3 separate regions of the Homo sapiens genome follow, and all the other regions are linked to region 1. Evidence: chromatin loops called from intact Hi-C (ENCODE). Cell type or tissue: IMR-90. All regions are shown on one strand. Each heading gives the region's core, and the rest is flanking DNA. Links, peaks and the distances in the headings are about the cores only.

Region 1 (7,396 bases), core at 1-5,000:
CTTTCCATGAGTCGAACTGACATTTTCAGGAAGAAAGCACGGCATTAGAAGCCATGTTATAAAGATTGTGGATTCTGGAGTTGAATGGTACTGGTTTTGGGCCCTGGCATTGCCATTCACTGGTTGAGTGACCCTGAGAAACACTTAAAACTTCTTGAACCTCGATTTTCTCACCACTAAAAGTGGGTGATTATTATAGCCATGTTAGAGAATATCTGTGGGGATTAAATGAGATAATGCATTTAAAACACTAAAAATAGTGTCCAGTACTCGGCCAGGCGTGGTGGCTCACCATGGCTAACATGGTGAAACCCCGTCTCTACTAAAACTACAAAAAATTAGCTGGGCGTGGTGGCGGGCACCTGTAGTCCCAGCTACTCCGGAGGCTGAGGCAGGAGAATGGCGTGAACCCGGGAGGCGAAGCTTGCAGTGAGGCAGGATCATGCCACTGCACTCCAGCCTGGCTGACAGAGTGGGACTCTGTCTCAAAAAATAAAATAAAATAAATAAAAAATAAAAATAAAAATAGTATCCAGTACTCAAGATATGCTCAGAAAACATTAACTCTTGTGACTAGTATCAATGTTTTCTTTTTTATTTATGTGGGCTTTACTAGTGTAATATATATATATATATATATATATATATATATATATCTCATATTATATATATATATATCTCATATTATATATATATATATATCTCATATTATATATATATATATATATATATCAGCATTTGTTTTCTTTTAAAAATGATGCATTGAATTATTTTCATGAAAGTCAATTGACAGTTTCCAGGGAATTCTGACATGCAAGAATAAAAACCCCTTCTCAGCAATGGGGCAGACTTGGCTTTGTGTCTTCTTTTAGCCATTGTCCTTCCTGAGACAAGGAATTCTAACAGAAGTAGTTTATTTGGGAGGAGATGCCAGGAAACATCTGTAAAGGAGCAGGGAGATGAGACAGGGAAGACGGCCAACAAAGAGATCCTTACCCAGGCATTTACCATTTTGGGCAACTAGAGCTCAGCCCTCCTGGGGACTTCTGTGAAACCATGGAAAGGATGCCTCAGCGTTGTTTTATCTGAAGCAAGGGAGCTGAGATATTTATGCTCCCAGGGACGTTAAATCCCTGGCATGATGGTCTGCCAAGCATGTGGGGCAGAGCAGGCTCCAGCCACCAGAGAAAACTTCCAGCTGGGAGATCTTGGTGCTGGGAATGGTGAGGGCTGAGGAACAAGAGCTGCCCCACAGAGTCTGTTCCCATCTGTAAGCCTCAATTTCACTCTCTGTAAAATGGGAATATTTAGAGCACCTAACTCATGATATTTTGGGTGATAAAAAACAGATTATGATTATAAAGCACAATAAATGCTAGCTGTCATAGCTACCACTGTGTTTATCCCTCGGACTTCTTGTAACCTCTGCCGTGGGACTGGACATCCTAAAGGTCAGAGTCTATGTTGAGGTCAGATATGGCACAGTGAAGAGCAACGTCTTCTCAATCAAGCAGGGCTGGGTTCAAGTCTCAGCTCTACCTCTGACTGGGGAACCTGGAGCAGTGAGTCAAGCTCTCCTAACCTCAGTTTCCTCTTTTGTAAAATAAAGTAGATAGAACCACTTTACAGGGTTATTGGAAGAGCTAAAAGAGATGTTGCATAAAATCATCTTGAACAGTGTCTCTTCAAGCTTGGAAAGGTGATAAAAATTAATGTTTTCCTAAATTCTCCTTCCTTGGTTAACCACTTGGCTATGAAGATTTTATTGGCTGGGATGAAGAAGGAGGACTAAGAAAAGAAAAGTCAGAGAGAGGAGAACAGGAGGAAGATAAAATGTAGACACACGCTCACATGCACACACACAAAGACACACATACACACACACAGGCAAAGGCCAACTGAAGGGACCCCGTTAGCATATAAACAAAAGGTGGGGGGTAGCCCCGAGCCTCTTCTCTGACAGCCAGTGGCGGCAGTGATGAATTTGTGAAGTTATCTAATTTTCCACTGTTTTAATTAGAGACTTGGGCTCTGAGGCCTCGCAGCTGGCTTCTTTGTGCTGTATTCTGTTGCCTGACAGAGAAAAATGTCTCCTGTAACGTCAGCCAAGCTCTCCGCCAGACCTGAGCAAGCGAAACTTCTGGGATTCATAAACTTGTGGTTTCTGGGTAGAGTGGCGTTTAAACCAGGACTCAGTGGGGAAAGGGCAACATGGCCAGCTCTTCTCCCCAGCGAATCCTCGGAACCAAGGTTGGGGTCCACCATCATCGAAGGGGTGCTGCGGAAAAGGCACGGCCCAGAAAGCCCCCTGAGGATTGTTCTGGGGGTCCTTGATCCTAGTCCATGTGAAATGGAGTCTCCTTGTGGCATGTAATTGAGCCCAGCTTAGAAAGGCCAGTGCTCTGCTTCTCCGAGACAGTGCCTTTGATTGCAGAGTGTGTGATCTGAGTAATTTAATTTATCGCTCATCTTTTGCCAAGTGATCTTTTTACAATGCTGCATTTAATGACTCCACAGCTGGGGTAGAGGCTCTCCTCGCCCTCCCAGCTCTCTGGCTGCTGTCTTCCTGTGACTCACTTTAACAGGAGGCGGGTCAGGAGGTGCAGGAGGAGAGGGCGGTGCGGGAGTCAGGCATACCTAGATTCCTATCTTGCTTGTGCCATGTGGCCGGTGGGCACGGCCTGGGAAGAGTTCCATCCTTGAGCCCGTTTTCTCCTCTGCAGAGTGACAATCACACAAATATTGATTGGATAAGGAAGACACAGGGATTGAATGAGATCATGAATAGCAGAGAGGAAAGGAAATTGCTAACTTAGAAAACAAAATGGCCCCTGTGAGATTCCAATAGGCTTTGGGGAGGAAAATCCTCTAGCTGTGTTACAAATGCTTCACATGGGTCGGGTGCAGTGGCTCGCACCGGTAATCCCAGCACTTTGGGAGGCCAAGGTGGGCAGATCACCTGAGGTCAGGAGTTCAAGACCAGCCTGGCCAACATGGAAAAACCCCATCTCTACTAAAATACAAAATTAGCCGGGCATGGTAGTGCATGCCTGTAATCCCAGCTACTCTGGAGGCTGAGGCAGGAGAACTGCTTGAACCCAGGAGGCGGAGGTTGTGGTGAGCCGAGATCACGCCATTGCACTCCAGCCTTGGCAACAAGAGCAAAACTCCGTCTCAAAAAAAAAAAAGCAACTATTTATTTCCACTCATGTGTCTACAGATTGGGTGGGGAGCTCAGTCAAGTCAGGGTGGACTGGGCAAGGTGGCTCTGCCCAAGGTGCAAGCCCAGTTGGGCGTGACTTCTCACTGGTGGTTGAGCTCAGATGTGCTCCATGTGTTTCCATTCTGGGGCCAAGGCTGAAGGCACATCAACCACCTGGGGAATGATCCTCTGTGGCAATGGCCAAGCAGCAAGAAGGTAAGCTCCACTGCAAACTCATTTCAAACCCCTGCTTATATCATCCCTGCTAGCATGCCATTGGCCAAGTTAAGTACCAAGCCATATTCTCCAAGTCAAGGGATAGGGGAGTCTATGCAACCTACAATGGAGGAACTGAGAAGGTGCAAGGCAAAAGGAGTGGATACAGGAAGGAGAGGGAGATGAGAGTTGGGTCAATGCTTGGATCTACACGTATTCACATTTCACAGAAGAGAACACTGAGCTACAGAGAGACTAAGTAATTTGCCCCAAGTTGAAAATCTGGTAGAGAAGAACCGGGGTCAGCAAGTGTCCTGTTTCAATTATACCTCGTGATAGAGCTGGACAGTTGCTATTCTGGTGTCAGGTTTAATCGTACAGACAGGAAACATGGACCCCAGATGTGATGATGGCATTGCCTTTGTGCTGCCTCACACCAAAATCTGATAGCAGAAATGACAGCATCAGAGATGAGTCTGGTAGACTCTGGCAGACGTTGCTGGTTGTCAGCCCACCATCCAATCCCCCTTCTTACTTGCTGACAGAACCCCAGTTTTTTGCAAGTATTATGGGGAGGCAATGTGGACGGAAGAATGAATGAATGGGTGCATGAATCCTCGTTGGTCTAAGCCATTCATGGCCGTCCTGTTCTTTTCTGATGTGGTCATTGAGACTTCTGGCCAATGAGAAATAATGAGAATTCTAATGGAACAGGAAGATGTCTAGTAAATACTTTCCTGATAAAGAAAGATTGTGAGGAGTAGTACAATCTATCCCCTTCTTCCTGCTTGTGAAGCTGACTCATAAAGATGTGACAGCTGCCTTCCATTCATAAGGGAGATGTCACAGTACATGAGCAGATGGGAAAGATGAAAAAGATCTTGAGTCGCGAATGATATATGCTCAGATGCAAATTCCACCAGGGCAAGGACTGTGTTTATTCACTGCTCTACCCCAGTTCCTATACTGTGTCTCAACATAAGACACTCAAAAACATTTTGTTGCATGAACGAGTCAATGAATCACTAAACTTTTGAACCAAGCCTGGGACAACCTACCTCAGGTTTCTTTTTAAGTGAGATAATAATCCTCCTACTTAAGCCACATTTTTGGATGTTGTGTTCCCTGCAGCCCAGAGCTTCCTGGAAGTACATCTGGGAATATTCAGAGGTGAGTCTGGAGAATGGACATAACAATATCTACCAAACTCAACAATCCTCACCATGATGCTTAAGGAAAACAAAATGGCCTAGTCTATTCAAGTCCACCTCGATTCCAGAGAGCTCTGAAATGTTGCCTGATTCTTCCCAGACTTCAAGCACTTACTTGAACACTCCTATTATGATGCCCATTTTGCAGAAAAGGACATTGAGGCTGGCTGGGTGAGATCAGCTAATGTACATAAAGTCCACAGCTCAAAGGGGTGAAGCTGTAAAGTGCTTCCTACATGTAAAGAGGGACAAGTGGTCAAGAGACTGGTGTCAGCTCCACTGAGGCTCTACATTTCACCGGGAACTCATCCCACTGGGCACCATGTTTTCACCTGCACCAAAGGGTGGGCTCTGGGAGGAAGTCCCCCCTGGTTCCCTCCAAGGGGAGACAGCAACAGACTGTGAGAAAGGGCCAGTGCAGGAGGCGGTGGGCATCCCTGCAGGGCTGGATATTGAAACATTTCCATAAATAAAATTTAGTTATTTTAATCTAAATAGGCCGGGCACGGTGGCCTATTTAGGTGGCCTCCAGCCAGCAGGAGGAACATCCTGAGGACAGGAGCTGGGAGCTGCTTGGGTTGGTTCCCTGATCAGCAGGGATGACGAGAAGCTTCTGGCAGGTCTGAATTGAGAGAAGAAAATGGGTGAGGGAGAGACAGAGAAAAGCAGGATGACCCTGACAACCCCACTAGGTCCCATTCTCAGCCCTGGAAGCCTCGCCAAAAGGCAGTTGTGGTAGGAAGACCCCAGCACTTTGTGTCAAGGTGGACTGAGAGAGGATCACTGGCTCTGATGTCTACCCCTAGGTGCCCTGGGCAACTCATCTCTGAGTGTCACTTTCCTCATGGAGGTGGAATGGAACCCATGGCCAAAGGAGGACTAAACCATCCTTCTGTGTGAACACGTGGCTTGGGTCCTGGCACCTGGGGAGTGCTCAGTGACTGAAGCCTGCTGGTCTACCCACGTCATCCCTCAGCCCATGCTAACTCTGACTCCTCTATGCCCACTGCCAGCACAGCCTGCATGCAGGCACCTCCCGCCGACACCCCAGGCATCCTTGCCCGACTGCTCCCCAGCCTCGTTCCCAGCCCTGGCGTTCTGCTGGCCCTGCGTTCAAGGGTGGTGTTCCTGATGTTCATCTACTGCTGTGGCATAGACAAGGGCTCCCCAGAGACCCCTCCTGTAGCAGGCATTGGAACCCACACTTTAGGGGCCAAAGTGTCCAAGGTGGCAAAGGAGGAAAGTGTGTAGAAAACTCAAGGCAAAAGCTATGCACCGGCCGGCCTGGAAATGTTTCAATATCCAGCCCTGAGCACAGCTGAACTGATGCGTGCAGGCTGTCAGACCCGATTGACTGTAGTGAATTCTCATAGTCCCTGCCTGGCTCACCAATTTCCCCATGAGGGAAATTGCCCTTCCCAACCTTAAGGCCACACAATTCAGTGGGACTGCCTCACCTCCAGCCCCAAGGTAGCCATGGGTCACAGTGATGGTATACTCAGGCCACTCCAAAGACAGTCAAGCTTGGAATACTTGGAGGACCTTGGGAGATCACCGAGCTGGTAGGATAACTAGAATTGCCAGTCGTCATGTTTGCCACCTTGGGAAGGGACTGGGTGGGGATACCTTTCTTCGGAGGAAAATAAAGGTTAGAGAAGGAGAGAGACAGCTTGCTGATCACATCGTGACATCTGGATCCAGCCAGACCTGAAGCTGTGCCCTGATGTCATCTGTCCAGCTGAGCCAATCATTCCATTTTTCAAGTGCCTCCTGCATTTGCAAGCAACCAGGACTTCACTGACAGTGGCTAGCTCCCTCCAGGTCCGTTGTCAGAGGAGCAATCAGAGCAGCTTCTGCTGGGCTGAATCCTGCTCAGTGGGTAAAGCTCATTCTTCCCCACAGAAGCCCCTCAAGCTAAGATACTTTTTCCAATAAAACCTGGGGCAGGGGAGTGGGCAATTCTGACACGCCCCTTTTCCTGTTTCGTTTAAGCCCATCTCTTTGCAGAGTCCTGCAGGCGACCATGATAAGGCTGGCAGCTGGATATAGGGCAAATGCTAAGCCTCTCCCCTTTCCAGTGACATGCCTAATTAAAATTGAGGCCTGAGGCCCTTGGACTTGAGAACATTAACCATGTCCCACTATCGGATGGGGGAGTTCACACACGTCCCACCAGGAATGCACAGAAATCGCGGTTCCGGGAGCTGGGGCATTCAAGTTCACCATCTGTCCCAGGGGCTGTTCTGAAATCAACCCCCAACCCACTTCCCTCTCAGGGGCTGGTTGAAGGCACTTTCTGCCATGGGTGTGATATGTGGCATGACAAGGGTCTTTGTGGAAAAGGATGTTAACAGAGAGAAGCACAGCCAACCTGCATGGGGGCACGCTTCATGCTTCCCTAGCATCCGCTGGCTCGTTCTCTCGCACTCTCTGTCCTTCTCTCTGCCTTGGTCTCTGTCTCCTTTCCTCTCTCTTGTCTCCCTCTTTTCATGTGTTTTTCTCTCTCTCCACTTCACACTGTCCCCACCCTTCCCTATCTTGCACCCTTTCTGTTTCTGTCTTTCTGCTTCACCCTGTCTCCTTATCAATACCTGTAACTTGTCTGGGTGTCTGCCTGTCTGTCCCAGATTCTCTCTCTCTGGTTCCCTGTCTTCTCTTTCCTTATTATTCCTGCTCCCTACTCTCTCTCAACTGCCTCCCTTTCTCTCCCCCCTTCTCTCTCTCTCTCTCTCTCTCTCTCTCTCTCTCTGTTGCTCTCCTGCCTCTT
Region 2 (5,000 bases), core at 1-5,000, 170 kb before region 1:
CGAAGGGCCCGAGGAAGACCACCCACGACGGGCAGAGCTTTCCTCCATTTAATTTTAGTCTCAGGATGTAAGTTTGCAATTTCATCACAATAAAAAAAAAAAAATGAGGCTGGCCTTTTCTACCCCAGGCCTGTGTGCCCTCCCTCCCTGATGAGGCAGATTAAAGAGTTGCCCAAATGTCTCCAAGAACTGCACGACTTCCTAGGGGAGGACTATGGAACAGTTTCGCAAGAAGATGCGCAGGACTGTCCTTCTAAGTTACGTTCCAAATGGGTTAGATCAGAAGAGACGCAACTAAGCCATGTTCTTTTCATAAATACCAGTAAATTCCTCGGCGGGCACCAGAAGAACCACATGATTTCTTCAGAGACTAGAACACAGATGTAGACCGATGCGGTGTTCTAGGGGGCACACCTGCAAAGACCCCAAATTCTTCTAAGACACCATTTCATTGTCCCTTCATATGTGACCTCTATGTATGGAATGTTTAAGTGTTGTATTTTTTCTTTCTTTTCTTTCTTACTCTTTTTTCTCTAAATTTTGTAGTCCAAGTCTAAGATACACACACACTCACACACACACACACACATGCTCACACACTCAGGCACAGGCTGTCAGTACTTTCCCTTCCCCAGCTTCCAGAGTTTTCCCCTTCTTGGTCTTTTGGGAAATGTTGCAACAGGGTTTGACCATAATGAGATTCAAGTGCACAATGTGGCCCCAGGATCTCTTCTGGTTTCCATGACCTAACTTCAGTTTTGTCTTCCTTCTTCATGCTCTCTCTCCTTTTTAGCTTGCTTTCTTTCATTCTTCAGAGTGGTGGTACATTTCTTCCTAGAGAAGATAATTTTCCACTCTACCTTCAGTTAGAACATTGGGAGAGAGGAATAAACCTGCTTGTCTAGCCCTTAAACCCACAATTTGTAAGAAAATGGTCTAGTTGAAGGAACAGCAGTTGAAATGAATTCAGACATATAAAAAGATGCTCTGTCCCATTTATGGAAGAAAACATGAATCCCAACCACAATGAGACAGTTTCCTCAATACCTCAGAGCTGAGTGCGCACTTTGCCCACTGCATCACCCGAGGGGGCCCAGCTGCCTGTGCTGGTATTGGACTAGCCGACGTCAATATGTGTGCTGCAGTGGGCGGTGGGATTGGTGCTCTCACACATTGCTAGCTGGAGTGGGATCCAGCACAACCCCTTTGGAAAGACATTTGGCGATACTATCAAAATGAAAAATGCATTTACTCTTGGACTCAGCCACTCCACTTCTGGGAATTCATCTCACATTACAGCATGCACGCACGCTTAGAAGCAGGCATCAGCTTATTTATTCATTGCAGCATTGTTTTTGGTAGCAAAAGTTTGCAGATAAACTAGATGCTTGTGCACAGGAGATGAGTCAAATAAATGATGGTATAACCATCCAATGCAAAATGGTGCAGCCATTAGAAGTCAAGAAGCAGACGCAAAATCTGCACCTGGAACCATCAGAGTGACACGTGGCAAAGTGGAGACCTTTGTGTTGTGGAAGGGCATGTGTACCGTCGACTCACCGTAGATGAGTTGAGTGAAGCTGGGGAAGTGATTTAACTGTTCTCTCTGGGCCTCACTTTACTCCTTTGTAAAATGGGGTAGTAACAGCATCCACGCCATAGGGCTGTTGAAGAGATTTCATAAATCAATGTATGTTAAACAGGACAGTGCTTGGCATGTAGCAAGTGCGGCATAATTATTAGTTATCATTATCATCACTGAAAATAAATCATCTATGTGTTAAAACAGGCATAGAATATCCCTGGAATGATACCCCAGAGCCACAGGTACTAGGGATTGCCATTGCCATTGTTAGGGAACCCGAAAGACTGACAGACAGGATGAGGTGGAGGAAGACTTACTTACATTTAACTTGTGTCTTTGGAGTTTCTACCTAGTGTCTGTATTCAGAATTTTTGAACATGTTAATGAAAATTAGCAACATGAAGAATTGTACAGTGAGCATCGATGTACTTATCATCTAGTTTCTGTAATTGCCATGTTGGTCTGTTTAGTTTAACACACGTCTATCCCTCCATCCATCCAGACGTCCGTCAATACACTTTGATGCCTTTCAAAGTAAGCTGTAGATCTCAGAGCCCATCCTCCCAAACACTTCTGTATGTGGATCATTAGCCAGACTTTCGTATTTGTTTATGGGCTTTCCTTGTTAGGTAAAATGTATATAGAGTCAAATGCAGACATGTAGTATACTGTTTGATGGTTTTGACAATGAATTGTCTATTCAAAATTTAATTATCAACAAATGACATGTGACATGTGGATACCTTTATACGAGAGAGAGAGAGAGAGAGAGAGAGAGAGAGGAAGAAACTGAGACAAACCAAAATAGTATTTTGAACTCACTGAGAATGAAAAAAAACATCATGAGCCAATGTGATAACTTATCAGGTGGAGAAGGATTTACAAGTGATCAAGATTTTTGCAGACAGGTCGCAGTCATGCGCTGTTTCTGTTCCCGGAGGGCAGTCTCCTTCTGGAACCTTCGCAGCTAGCTTCTCAGGCAGGAGGCATGGCGGCTGAAGTCGGGGCTGCTGGTCTCCCCCTGCAGGGATTTGAATCCCAGTCCCTCCTCTCACGAGCTGCGTCAGCTTGGAGAAGTTACTTAGCTTTTCCGAGCCTTCGCTTCTTCATCTGGGAGGGTTGCTGCTTCCTGCTTCTCGGCTTTGTGGGGAGGATTCTGTGAGCTAAAATACATGGCACGTTTAGAACACCTGGCACCTGGCGGTCCTTAAATGCTGTCTTTTGCTATTAATCACATACCTCCCTATCTCTGCTTTTAAAAAAATTGAATAGAAGAAGCCAAACGTGCAAGGTTAAGAGCTTTTCATCCTCAAGGAAAAAACTTCATCTCTCCCTGCAGCTTCTCTGTCCTCCCCACCCTGCAAAAAGCCGGGGAAATGAATCAGCCTCCAGCCTCTTGCTTTTTCTAATTCTTTGATTACTGCATGATTGCAGCATCCACTCAGTCTGGGGCTAAAAAATCGAAAGAAAACAAAAATTCTTGAGCCATTTCCAGATACCGAATCTGACTCAGTGTTGGCAAAACCTACAAAATGAGTGACCAAGAAGGATAAACAAGTTTAGGTAAACACTCTATAGACTGATTCATGATTTAAGTACATCAGTTAGCATTTAGCTTCATTTACCATCGTGTTTTAATGTCATTAAGAATGTAACTTCTTAGAAAAACTAAGAGAGTCTGTTTTTAGCCCAGACATGCAATTAAGGGAATTAGTAACGTGATACATCATCCTCAGGAACTCTGATATAGTAAGAAATCTCGTGCAACCCTTTATAAAGACGTTCTTACAACCGACGCCAGAGTTCACGGAGTTTCAATGTGAGGGCAGCAGGGAGCAGGAAAAAAAAAGGAAAAAGAAAAAGAATGAAATTACTGTCTTGCTCTGAACAGCAGTAAGAAAGGGTCTGGAATCGTGTGCAGATATTAAATAGCATAAAATAGGGGTCCATTCTGGAGAATTAAGTCATTTTCTGTCTGGAACACAACTGTGTTCAAGCCTCCCTGGCTCCATCTTTGCAGAGGTTCATGTGTGTGAGACTGGGCTGGAGTTGGGAAAGCAGAGAAAGGATTTTTTTTTCTTTCCTTTTAGGGATTTTGACAGAGAATTCGTTTTCTGACAAGCTTTGGGAGTTTAGTTACAATTTCTGGGAGCTTGGGATCATCGAGGTCAGGGCTTCTCCACCTGGGCACTGCTGATGGAGAATCTGGGCTGTCCTGTGCGCTGCAGGATGTTGGGCAGCATCCCTGGCCTCCACTCACCAGGTGCCAGTAGCACCCCCCTCATGGTGATGACACCACTGAATGTCCCTGGGGGCAAAATCACCCTTTAGTGAGAACCACAGCTCTTGATGAATCTGTGTGTTTCGCAGATGAGGAAACTGAGTTTCAGAGAGGGTAAGCTCGAGTGAGACCCAGGAGCAAAGTACAGGGGAGGAGGTGGCACGGAGCAGTGGCAAATCAGGGTGTCAGGACCAAAGCCCAGACCCTCCACTCCATTCCTGGGCAATCAGGTTGCAATTCTCAGTCTCCCTAAGGAGCCTGTCCTTTTGGACCCAACCAGGAGAGTCACAGGCCCTGCCCTGGGGGAAGGAAAAGGATGCAATGACTTTCTGCATGTGGGACACCTTCAGGACACCCTGCACACTGCACATTGTGGGCACACAACAAATGTGACCCATTTCTCTGAACAGAAAGCCATGGGGCGGGGATGTTGAAGGCACTGATTTCAGAGTCCAACGTCTGTGTTCAAGGCCTTTCTCGGGTCTAGCCCGGAAAGATTAACAGGAGTGTTCTACAACTCAGTTCCTCATCTCCAAAATGGGGGTGTCTGTCACAGCAGTACCCCTCTCACGGTTCTCCTTCGGGAGACTCAAACAAAATAATGCACTTAAAACTCTCAGCTCAGTGCTCTACACATGGTCAGGGTCAAATGTATTTAGCTCTTATGACTGTTATTGTTGCTGTTACCATTGGTGTTGCTGTTGTTGGTGATGGTGATGGTGTTGGTGTGTTAGTGTTGTTGGTACTGTTGGTGTGTTGGTAGTGATGGTGATGGTGTTGGTGTTGCTGTTGTTTTTGGTAGTGACGGTGTTGCTGTTGGTGATGATAGTGTTGTTGTGCTGGTGTTGGTGCTGGTGATGTTATTGGTAGTGATGGTGTTGTTGGTGTTGAGGGTGATGGTGTTATTGGTGTTGGTGATGGTGTTGTATTGGTGTTGATGATGGCAATGTTGGTGATGATGATGTTGATATTAATGATGTTGATATTATTGTAGTTAGTAGTGATAAAGTTGTTGGTGTTGGTGGTGATGGTGTTGTTATTGGTGTTGTTGATGATGATGATGTTGGTGGTGGTGGTAATGGTGGTAAGGATAAAGGGCAGGGGAGGGGAATGCAGACCTGATGCTAGGGCCAA
Region 3 (5,000 bases), core at 1-5,000, 140 kb before region 1:
GCAGGGGGAGGGCAGGAGAAACTAGAGTGTGGACTAGCCCTTCCTCATTTTCATACCACTTCATTCAGCCTCATTGATGCTGGGCAGGATTCAAGGCTCAGCTCCTACTGTGCTTTGCTGATATATAGGGTGAAGTGAGGAGTGAGGAATGCCCACTAGCTCCACCTTACACTGTTGAATTCAGTCTATTTCCTTCCAGATGGGAATGGAGGTTTAGCTCGCCACTCAGCCCACCAATACCACCCCAACAGAGGAATCAGAGCATGCCTGCTTCTGCTGGATAGGAAATGAAAGGTTAGGTCACTGTTTGGCTCAGTTGACACCACTGGGTGGGAGACCTGGAAGGTTGTAGAGAAAGAAGGAGCGTTTCCGTTGGTTTTGGTTGGCTGGAGCATGGTGGCTATGGTCATCAAGGTTTTCAGTTCTGTTAATCCACACTTTTCCTGGTATGTTGACTGGAGAAAACAGGCTTTCTTAGGATGATTTTTTTGTCTGGGCCTGTTGATGGTTTGGGGCTCTGGGCTTCTCCAGCACCCTGTATGAGACAGATGGGACTCAATATGGAAACTCAGGAAACTTTGTGCTGAGTCATCCCTTAAGTCCCGAGATTCCTAAGCAGCCTGCCGTCTCCAATCCACATTTCAGAGTCTTTGCATGTTTGTTGTGCTATGTTCAGGGTTTTTAGTTATAAGAGGTAGGGATTGGAGGAATGGAGCTACTCCATCTTGGCAGGAACCAAGTCTCCTCAGAGGGAAAAGTCGAACTCAAGCCTATCCTACTTTCATAACCCCTGCCTTTTCAACCTTGCTTCCCCACCCAGCTGCCTCCATTATCTTTGCTGTAGGAACATTCGCCAACATGACCCTCAGTGTCAAATTCACAGCTGCACTTGGGACCTTCTAGCATAAGATATGTTGACCTTCTCCCCAGCCTTCCTCAGTTAATCATGGTTGAGAAGACTCACTGGGCCGCTAGTGTATTATCTCACATTCTTCTGGGGAATAACCTCCAAGTCTTTTCCCAACTGAAGGTTGACTCAAAGCGTGGGCCATCTAACCACTAACTCAGGAGGCCTCAGCAGCCATCTGACCCAAGGTTTCTTCACACGACACTTCACGTTCATTTTCCATTATTTAGTCCTCTCCTGAAGAGACACTCAGGAGAGAGGCATTTTAATCCCTCTTTGCTCTATGACTTCTTGGGTGGCCCAAGGAAAATAGATCAGCACATACTAAAAACCCTCAATCTCCTCATTCAGGAAGAGAACAAACATGTGGAAGAGAGTAGCTCCAGGCGCACCCAGGTCTCAAGAGGCCAGGAGGTAGCAGGAGAGGTAACAAGAGCCAAAGGTCAAGGTCACTTCTCTGGTGGCTTGCTATTTGGTAGTAAATTACAGAAATAGACGGTAACAGGCACAAGACGTCTCTTTCTGCCTGATTTTTCCATACAAAAGCTATATGTTCTGCAGAGAAATTGAGTGTTACATCAATGAATACAACTAAAAATTGATAAGAGCTCCCCAACCACCCCCATTTGTAATATGGAGATAATAACAGCACCCACCTCACAGCACTATTGTGGTTAGATGGCATCACGTGTATGAACTGATGTGCCTAGTGCCTGGCCTAGTAGTAAACTTCACATAATAATCATCCTTATATTTAGAATTACTGTTTCCTTAATCTTTTTTTTATTTTTATTTTTATTTTTTTTGAGACAGTCTCACTCTGTCACCCAGGCTGGAGTGCAGTGGTGCAATCTTGACTCACTGCAACCTCTGCCTCCAGGTTCAAGTGATTCTCTTGCCTTAGCCTCCTGAGTAGCTGGTATTAGAGGCATGCACCATGATGCCTGGCTAATTTTTGTATTTCTAATAGAGATGGAGTTTCCCCTTGTTGGCCAGACTGGTCTCGAACTCCTGACCTCAGGTGATCTGCCCGCCTCGGCCTCCCAAAGTGGTGGGATTACAGTCATGAGCCACCACGCCCGGCCCCTTAGTCTTTCATTCTACCAGTTTTCCTTTTGGTCATCCATCAAAGCTATTACAGAACAATTTTTTTCAAATACAGATGAGAGTCTTTGTACAGTTTCTTTCAGTTCTAAATCCCTATGACTTCAAATTCATTTTTCCACATTAAATTTGGGAAAAGGGGCAGCATTTGGAAAGTCCCATGGAAGACCAGAAACTGGAAGTTATAAAATCCTGAGCCATGACATCAGGATGTGGCAGCATTGTTTACACGAGGGATTGTCTCTTCCAGTAACCGAGGCCTCCCAGTCATCAACAATAGAGGCCAAAGGAGGTAAAATTATACAAATCTGGAAACCAAGACTTGATTTTCTCCTAGTTAGTATTTGAAATTGGGCTTAAGACATTGGTACAGCCAGGGAAATATTCAAAGCATCTTTTAGCTCACCCCTAAGGCAGCTTTGGATTTTGTCCGAGAATGGTCTGGTGTGAAAAGGAAGGAGGTTCTTAAGGACCTGAAAAATGCCTGAACTTAACTGAAGAAGTTGGAAATTTTTATGAACTGAAACTGTGCTTGTGATTATACAGCTTCCCTGAGGCCTCCTGTGAGTGGGGAATGCCAGTTCTATCCCTTTTAGTGATTGCACAGAAAGAGAAATATTTGGCTATTCACGTTCCTCTTCCATCGTGGCCACTTCCAAATCTCTGTATTCCATCTTGACTATCTCTTGGAAGTCTTGCTGCTATTGTATGTCACCACAATGGATGGATTCCACTATTTTTCCTCTACCAGCAAGAGGGCCTTTAACCCTGGTCCCATCATCTTCCTCTTCACCCCATCTCCAGCACCCATGGATAAGCCTTCCAATTTGTGGGCCTCCCAAGGACCTGGCCATCCCAATTCTGGTACTCTTTGCCTAGTATTTAAGTTTAGGTTGGGTTGCCTGTGTGTGATATGAGAGTGTGGAATCAACCTTTGTCTGGTCTAAGCCACTGTTAATTTGGGTCTCTGTTATTAAGCAGAAGCTTCTTCCTGAATATTACAAATGAGAGCCTGTTCCCTGCTAGCAAACAATAAGACCGAGAGAGGAAATGGCCGTGAGTTGACCTACGTGGGCAAGGGAACAGATGACTTCGCAGAATTCCAGTGTCCTCAAGCTTGGCATGCAAATGGTCACCACACCTGAAGGGCCAAATGGACAGGAAGAATGGGCATCTCAGTGCACATCAACTTCAAGGGCAGGTGGAATTCCCTCTGACACTTAGTGCCACATGAATCTAACAGCTCTCAGATATTACCCTAGCAAAGGTGAATGGAAGACCCCAGAAGTGATTGTGATTTAGTGAAACAGAAGCTCAAATTTGGGGTGAGGTTAAGTTATAAAAAAAATTAAGACATATTTAATGCACAACCAAAATTTGGACTAAGAAGGCAAGGCTTAGTGTCAGTATCCTCTTCCCTCTCACCCTCGCCCACAGTAATCACAGATGCCACCTTTATTCAGGTGAGTCCTATACCCCTCTTCTGTAGCTCCTCCTACACCCTCAGATTCCAGAGCTGCAAAACGTTTCACCGCAAAGGGATCTTCATTTTACAGAAGAAGAACCTGAGGATGGAGAGGGTCTGGAACTTGAAATTAAGCTGAGTTCCTACCCAGAGCTGTCACTGCTTCATCACTCACCTCTACAGCTCCATGGGGACTGAGGGATATTTACAGATGGGGGCAAAACTGGTCAAATGCACCCAGCTGAGTCAGGTGGTACAGGGCACCTTCTGAAATGTAGATAAATCTGTTTCAGGGAATTACTAAACTAGGGTGCTGGGAAGATTGCTTCATTCACTCAAGGGACATTGTTACCTTAGACAACTGGAGACTATAGGGCCCATGGCACACCCTACAGTCAATTACTCAATTATTTTGCTAATAGGTGATGTAGGTGAAAGTCAGTTATTTCTATGCAGACAAAGTGAGGGAGAGATTCAACAATTATGTAAAAAATCTCAGAATAAGCAACATCTTTGGATATGTTAAGGGGGAGCAAATGACCAACAACCATCCTTTTTCTGGATATCAATAAATGTAAGTTTAAATTACCCAGATGTTTGAATCTCTGTCTATGTGTGTATTATCTAGCCATCTATCCACCCACCCAACCATCCATCTAGCTAGCTAGCTCTATCTAGCTAGCAGCTCTGGAATCTGAGGATGTAGGAGGAGCTATCCAGCTATCTAATGTATCTATTATCTGTCTATCTATATCAATCTATCTATCTGTCTATCTATCTACCTATCTATCATCTCTATAAACCAGATGAAGCTCCTCCATCTCTGTCTTGCTAAAAACCAAAAACAAAAACAAATTTCCTTAAGTATCCCTCACAGAGGTGACTCCAACACCACCACGGAAACAAATCCTCATTAGTCCAAGCCAACCATGTAGGTCCACTCCCCCAATCAATGGTTTAGCAATGGCCATGTGACCTACTTCTGGCCAACGAGACATGGGACATGATTCTCTTATTGAATGAAGGTGATATAAGAGAAGGAGGTTTCCTTCTTGCTCCCTGTCCTGGAACTGCTGCAGCCGTTGTGACCAACCTGAGGATGGAGCCAAGAGTGAAGAGGTGGAAAGATGGAAAGAACATGGTTCCTTGATGATATTGTAGAATGCTGCAATCCACCAGAAACCTGAGCCAACTTGAGAACCCGCACCACTTCTGGACTTGCCTTGTATGACATTATACATTTCCTTATTGTTTAAGCTAACTGAGGCCAATCAGCCTAAGGCTTCTTAAGTGATGTCAGTGTACTGTGGAATAACCTAGTATTTCCAACATTTTAGTCATTCAGTTTCCACCTTTCAGATGCTTTCTTATCTATATACCTCCTGTGATAGATATTATTTGAGCTGATCAATATTTCTATTCTTTTCTGGACATATGAAAGACTTCATTTCCCAGTACTCTTTGCAGGTGACCTGGGCCACGTGACTAGTTCTGGCCAATGGGGTTTGTGGAAAGGTGATGTGT

The links. Peaks named below come from ENCODE experiments on the same cell type or tissue, not always from the same donor. Only the 100,000 strongest peaks of a DNase experiment are listed, where the experiment ranks them.
Region 2: a loop joins it to region 1, with 6 times the contacts of the local background. A loop is called at or near these places in 1 of 110 quality-filtered maps.
Region 3: it touches region 1 in a loop (3.0-fold over the local background); 1 of 110 quality-filtered maps calls a loop at or near these places.

What each region holds. Positions count from the first base shown.
Region 1 is chr16:86,394,585-86,401,980 of GRCh38, forward strand. No RefSeq gene overlaps it. Among named protein-coding and RNA genes, the nearest start is that of LINC00917, 53 kb to the left of the region's middle. RefSeq lists enhancers at 1,897-2,536, 2,341-2,940. In IMR-90, for the core only: no CTCF peak of the experiment used is centred there; DNase peaks (open chromatin) are centred at 2,107, 2,537 and 4,257; H3K4me3 peaks cover 267 bases; H3K27ac peaks cover 3,558 bases.
Region 2 is chr16:86,220,110-86,225,109 of GRCh38, forward strand. LOC124903744 (a long non-coding RNA gene) reads right to left here and starts at 2,963. Exons shown (of 3, transcript XR_007065165.1): 1 at 2,825-2,963; 2 at 2,408-2,748; 3 at 1-1,664. In IMR-90, for the core only: CTCF peaks have their summits at 2,585 and 4,222; DNase peaks (open chromatin) are centred at 242, 1,182, 2,652, 3,072 and 1 weaker place; H3K4me3 peaks cover 1,533 bases; H3K27ac peaks cover 4,210 bases.
Region 3 is chr16:86,256,601-86,261,600 of GRCh38, forward strand. All of the region lies in intron 3 of LINC01081 (long intergenic non-protein coding RNA 1081), which reads right to left. Among named protein-coding and RNA genes, the nearest start is that of LINC01081, 27 kb to the right of the region's middle. In IMR-90, for the core only: no CTCF peak of the experiment used is centred there; a DNase peak (open chromatin) is centred at 2,301; H3K27ac peaks cover 3,767 bases.